2 separate regions of the Homo sapiens genome follow, and region 1 is linked to region 2. Evidence: chromatin contacts called from ENCODE Hi-C or POLR2A ChIA-PET data. All regions are on one chromosome and are shown on one strand. Each heading gives the region's core, a stretch centred on a gene start or an enhancer-like site at or near the end of the contact. The rest is flanking DNA. Distances are from core to core; before and after follow the strand shown. Region 1 has its middle 280 kb from the start of LINC01615. Region 2 has its middle 340 kb from the start of LINC01615.

What was found. A loop is a pair of places that touch in the nucleus more often than their neighbours do. ChIA-PET counts read pairs that join two places held with the same protein, here RNA polymerase II (POLR2A). Pooled maps may share reads with other maps.
Region 1: a loop to region 2 is called in a map of natural killer cell, with 2.1 times the contacts of the local background. The contact joins two enhancer-like sites. A Hi-C loop is called at or near these places in 2 of 168 maps with a recorded cell type or tissue (Calu3 and natural killer cell) and 1 of 50 pooled maps. POLR2A ChIA-PET finds 5 or more read pairs at or near these places in 1 of 52 experiments (Panc1).

Annotation. Positions count from the first base shown.
Region 1 is chr6:168,882,966-168,886,251 of GRCh38, reverse strand. No RefSeq gene overlaps it. Among named protein-coding and RNA genes, the nearest start is that of LINC01615, 280 kb to the left of the region's middle. Within about 2 kb of position 1,476, at least 3 of the 41 ENCODE cell types and tissues checked have a DNase peak (open chromatin) inside an H3K27ac peak, as active enhancers do.
Region 2 is chr6:168,825,960-168,828,869 of GRCh38, reverse strand. No RefSeq gene overlaps it. Among named protein-coding and RNA genes, the nearest start is that of LINC01615, 340 kb to the left of the region's middle. Within about 2 kb of position 1,294, at least 3 of the 41 ENCODE cell types and tissues checked have a DNase peak (open chromatin) inside an H3K27ac peak, as active enhancers do.

The DNA.
Region 1 (3,286 bases), core at 227-2,726, 57 kb before region 2:
CGTTGTTCCCGCAATACTAGGGTCAGAAATGAATCAATGCCGCAGTGTCGCTCGGCCGCAGACAGGCCGTAAATATACCATTATTAATCTCTGCTTAATAAATGAAAAGGCGGGGCCGCATGGCTGCTGGCTGCGGTGTCTGTGCGGCCCGGATCAGTGGCCTCTTTGTTTGGGGTGAGGTGGGTGGGGGACTGGTGTTGTCACCTGAAAACGGAGACATGGATCACACCCCTGTCCCCAGAAGGCCCCACCGTTCACCATTGATGACTCACAAACACAACTGTGGGGCTCTGAATCCAGAAAGAATGCACACTCGCTGGGCGTGGGAATGGTGGTGCCTCTGGAATAAACATTTACCCTGGAGGTGTGTGTCTGCTTGCAACACAAACGTCTGTCCATGCTGCAGTCTCTGTGTTCCCATCGCCCCGCATGACGCTGCCTCTTCACAGGGTCAGGAACAGCGCCTGTCTAGAGGGTGCAGGGAGAAGGGAGCAGCAGTTGTTGGCTCCGAGAGCAATTTTTCATGTCCTTCCACACAAGCTCTCCCTCCTCACTTTCAGTCACCTGCAATGGTGGAATTTTTTTACCCTTATTTTAAAAATTAAAATGTACACACATGAAGATTCCAAAATAATTCGTTACTTCCTCAAACTGCAGCAAATGGGGAAAGTCAGAGCAAGACCCAGATCTTTGGAATTCAGATCCACTCTTCACACCGCCAGACGAGGCTGGGATGGCCTGGGATTCAGGAGAGGCGGTGAAGTTGGAGGGGGTCAGCAGCCCTCACGGCTACATCTGCAGGAGGACCACCAGGGGCCAGGCCCAGCGCTGGGTGAGCCTCCCTCCTCCTCTGCAGCAGGACCCCCATGGGGCCAGGCCCCGGGCTGGGTGAGCCTCCCTCCTCCCAGGCTCTGCAGGCCTCCTGGGCCTGGGCTCTCCGTGGCCCCTATCTGAAGCCCCGCTCTTCATACATTTGGCTTCCCAGCTTCTTCCCAGGTAATCCGACCATTGGCTTTACCCAAATCACTCAGGATTCAGGAGGAAAGAGCAGGTGAGGCAAAAAGGAGAAAGGGAAGCACAGAAAACTACGAAGAAATAATTAACAATCCTTCCATGCTAGAAAGAGGAAAATGCATTCATCCTTTCAGAATCCCGCGGGGCGGTTCCCGCCTGATGGAGCCAAGGTCCCCGCGGGTCTGGAACCCCTGGACAGGCCCGGCCTGATGAGCCATGCACGGTCCTGCAGGTCTGGACCCCCTGGACAGACCCGGCCTAATGAGCCATGCACAGTCCTGCAGGTCTGCGGTTCTCAAACCCCTGGACAGGCCCGGCCTGATGAGCCATGCACGGTCCAGCAGGTCTGGAACCCCGGGCAGGCCCCCAGGCAGCCCCGGCCCTTGGCGGCACCCGCGGAGCCGGCGCGCTGCGCAGCCTGAGCACCAGAGGGCGCTGGCGCGCTTTAAACGCGGACGGGAATTGGAAGCCCTGGTTCTGCCGCTCCCCGGTCCTTCCCGCGTCTCACGCGACGCCGGCCATGCAATTATTTGTGCACATAATTACGGCATAAAACGGACGCACGGTGAGCCCTTTAACGCACCCTGTCTAAATATCTGATAGTTTTCAGTTCCATGGACACATTCTGGTGGATTCAGGTTTTGACACTTCAATGATTTCGGAAGCCCTGTAAGAAAAGTAAAACCGAATTACAAACAGGAAGGACAGCAGGAAGCCCTCGCCTGCAGTGAGAAGAGAAACCTCAACAACACTACGCGTTCTGAAAACCTAGCAAATCTTCTCCAACAAGGCCCATCTGAACGTGATACAATGTTTCTACTGAATAACGGCCCCACATACACATTTCCCCCAATTTTTCTGCATATTATTCAACCACCTTTTCATGTGCCAATGGCTATCTCTATTTTAATATTGTTTTCCTTAGAGAGAACAGAAAGAAAACTCAGTTTCCAGAGTCGCAGGAAATAGAGTTGTATTGGGACTGCGCGGTGAGCCTAAACCCGTGGTCCGCCGCAGAACTTGCTTTTCCGACTGCCAGCCCCGCCCGGCACTGCCGACGCTGGGGTTCTGAAAAGTTCTACCTTGCACAAGTAATTGCCATTGTGTTTGTGCCACATGCCTTTTCCTGTGTGTGATGTGTTTATCGCTGCATGTACTGCATTCTCGACAGGAGATGCTTGACAGACGAGGACTTTTGTTTGGATAAGGTGGGGATGAACCTGCATATAATTTAGGGTGTACAGATTGGAAGAATTTCCTGCAGAGCAGCTTCGGGGTCGGCGCCTTTGAGCCTTGTGTCTGCCTGGCTGTCCATCCCCCTGGGCCCTGGAGGACCCTTCTGCGTCGGAACTGACCTCTGGCCCTGCTCCTTCTTGTCACAGGCCGGGTGAGACACACGGTGGTTGGGTGAATGTTCTGGAAGCCACTTCCACACTGGGAAGATCAGCAGTAATTCAACTATCCACAGACGTGATGGTGAACCATGAGTGGATCCCACCATGCCAGAGTGAAATTACTGCAGTTCATCTCTTTTCAAATTGGATCTCAAAGTCCTCATGATCCCTTCGATGCCACCAGACACCAGGGAATGGCGGCAGAGAGGACATGGGAGGGGATGGAGAGCTGTCCAGACTCCGTGAAGACAGACATGTGTCCAGCTTCCCTCCTGAGTCCCTGCAAGAGACGGCAGCTGAGGGAGCTCACATTCAAGCTTCATGGACTGCACTGTAAATCCGTCTCCTAACAAGTTTGAAATGATTTAGAATAAATGAACCTAGAGTCATAGAATCACTGTTATTTGAGATTGAAGGGAACTTTTACATACACTGTCTGGCCTGTGGCTCTATCTGACAAATGAGAAAACAGACCCAGAATCTCAGAGCAGGGGCATGATACAGCACCAGCTCCCAGTTGGCCCTTTTTCACCTTATAGATTAAAGGTTTTCTTCCTTATTGGCAACCTACTTTAGAAGTCATTAAGTATCTCTCTGAGGAACTGCATGTGCTTCCAAAAGTTAAGCAAAGTTTCGAAGTTAGGTGCTGCAGCAAAACCTTTAAAAAAACCCAAAGTCTATATAGGCTGCTCTCTGCCCTACGAGTGCAATAGAAGAGTAACCCTTCTAGTGTAAGTCAAGGCTTGACATGGCCAACTCCGAAACCAAGTATTTAGGGAAGAGCATCCCGTCTAGCGTAAGTCTTGACACGGCCAAACCCGAAATGAAGTATTTAGGGAAGAGTAACCCTTCTAGTGTAAGTCAAGGCTTGACACGGC
Region 2 (2,910 bases), core at 45-2,544:
ATCCACCCTAAGTCCATCAACAACAGGGCAGGTTTGTTCTAAAATTGTGATTTATTTATATATTTGAAAACTATACAACAGTAAAAGTGAACAAATCCTATCTACATGCATGTATCTGGATAAATGGCACAGTGATGGGATAGAAAGACACCACTAAAGATGTATACAATATCATTTTACTTACAGACTACAAAAACAAGTAAAACTTACCAGATATTCTTCTGTGGATGCACGTACAATAAACCATAAAGAAAAGCAAGGAAATTATGATCCCAGAAGCAGGATAATGGCTACTTCTGTTTGGGAATGAAGAGGATAGAATCATGGATGGCTTATGCAGAGGTGTTTTGTATACTGAAAATGATTCATTTCTCAACCTTGAGATGCTGACATGGGCTGTGTGGGTGTTAATTTTATCAATACTGATAAAATATACATATATAATAATTGTATACGTGTGTTATGTCAAGTATAGTTCACTATGAAATAAAATTAAATAAATAAAACCTTCTGTCCACATAAAGACTTGCACAGTAGTGTTCATAGTGCCATTAGCCATCATAACTAAGAAGTGGAAGCAACCCAAATGCTCATCCCCTGTGACTCCATAAATGACTGTGGTATATCCACGCGATGGAATGCCATTCAGTAACAAAGATGAAGGCACTATGTGCTACAATGGGGTTGAACCTCAAAGCACTGTGCTCAGTGAATGAAGCTAAAAATAGAAGACAATTTACAGCATCCTGTTGATAGGAAATCTCCAGAAAAGACATTTGTGGAGGTAAAACCTAGAGGAGAGGTTAGCCAGGCCTTAGGTGGAAATGAGGATTGCCTGCAACTGCGTGCGAGAGATCATCTCGGGTGGTAGAAATGTTCCAAAATTGTACTGTGGTAGTGGTTACAATGCGGTACATTTACAAGAAAATCATTGAATTGCACACTTAAAAAAGGTGAATTTTATGTTATGTAAATTAGACTCCCCAAAATCTGTCAAAACAAAAAAATGGAGTACAAATACACAGGAAAAAAAAACTGTTTTTTCAACCCCAGGCAACAGTGTTCTCATGTCCTGTCTCTCTCCCTCTCTCTCTGGTAAATCAGCCTTCCCTGCTGAAGATGTCGAGATAAGAAATGGAATTAAAGTGATACAAGAAACAGGGCTAAAGCTTGGGGAAGGGCTTAGCAGACTCGAGGGGCCTGGAGCCTGTCCCAGCACAGAGACGCTCGGGGCAGGGAGCCTGGCTGCACTGTGGCTTTGCAATCAGCCTCATAAGCAGCCTCGGGTTTTGTCTGCTTCATTTGGTCACATGTGAGCATGGAACGGGAGGAGGCAGGATGTCTTTAGGATGAAAGACACAAACAAGTTGAGAGTAAAAGGATGAAAAGACAGACCATGCAAACAATGCTTATAACCGAGCCAGAGCGGCTGAGCTCGTATCAGAAGTAATAGGGTTAGTACAGATTTCACCTCCTAACCTCTTTGGATTAAAAACATCAAACCAGAACGTTAGCATCATTAAAAAGTATCATCTCTGTGATCATTCCAGGCTTATAAAAAGCGTTTGATAAACTGAGCTAAGAATCCAAACTTGAGTGCGGCTTTGAAAGGGGATGGGATTTTATGTGTTTACTTCTTATAATGTTAAGATGCTTTGACATGGGGGCATTAAAAGTTATGTGTGTTAATTTTATTTAAAAGTTTTACAAAGCCTTAGCCATCATATCACATTGCCCCATCCCCATTAAATATGTCATACTTTATAGTTTTAAAAAAATTCTTCTTAAATGCAGCGTTCATGCGGCCCTATAAATCTCTACATTAAACGGCCTTCTAAAAAAGCTGATTTTCAGCCACACAGCACTGACATCAGGAGAGAGACTCGGTGTAGCTGAGGAAGATGTGGGCTTTTAAAATGCCTCCGTAATGCAGATCTGGGAACTCAGCCATCGTCCTATTGTTAAAAGTCATTGCCAAAACACTTCTTAAGAGCAATGGTATCGTGGAGAAAGGCAATTAGACTGATCCCTGCAGGTTTCAGGCACCTGGAAGCCTGGGCATCTTTGGGATGCAGCCCGCTCCCCGGCTCACGAGCCTGCTGTCCTGCAGACCTCTGAACGCGAGAGTGGCAGGAGTTTGTCACTATAGCTTCCTTAGCTTCCTTCCAATGTCCCCAAACACTGACAATGCTATGTAAAGAATAAAAGGAGTCCGGTCCCTCCCTAGGGTATTTTGGCCTTGAATACGGAAACATTGGTGGTTTGCCGGCGGACCTCACAAGGGAAGGAGAGAAAGAAAAGCTGTTGCTTGGAGTTTGTTTTCTTTAATGTGGAGCCATAATTCCAAATTATTTAAACAAGATAAGTATCTCTTAAGGTATTTTTAGTAGTGCGAAGTTAAGTGTCATCACGCCATGTCTTACGCCACGTGGAAAACATGGTCTTTATTCAAAACAAGAAGGGAGCCCGGGCCTGTCCCCACCTTGATGGCGTGGGCCCGTTTTCTAGCTCAGGAAAATGGCCACGGAGCCTCCAGGAGGAAACCCGGCAGCCGGGTGGCCTCCCGTCTCCCTCCCTGCGCTCTGGCCACGGCCGCCACCCCACAGTCACCCGTGCAGCTCCCGCCTCCTGTGCGCCCCTCACTCAGCCCAGGGCCTCAAGAAGATTCTGTGCTTTCCCCACCCCGGCACCCCCGGCAGGAACGGGGGTCCCTGCTCCCTCGCTTTATAGAGCTTCCTTCAAATCCCAGCAGCCGACGCCCTCGTGCTCGCGGTCCCCCCACGCTCCGTCCCCGCCTCGTGCACGCGTCCCCCCGCGCTCCGTCCCCGCCTCATGCACGCGTCCCCCCGCCCCAGGCTCCATCCCCGCCTCGTGCACGCGTCCCCCCGACCCTCTGTCCCCGCCTCATGC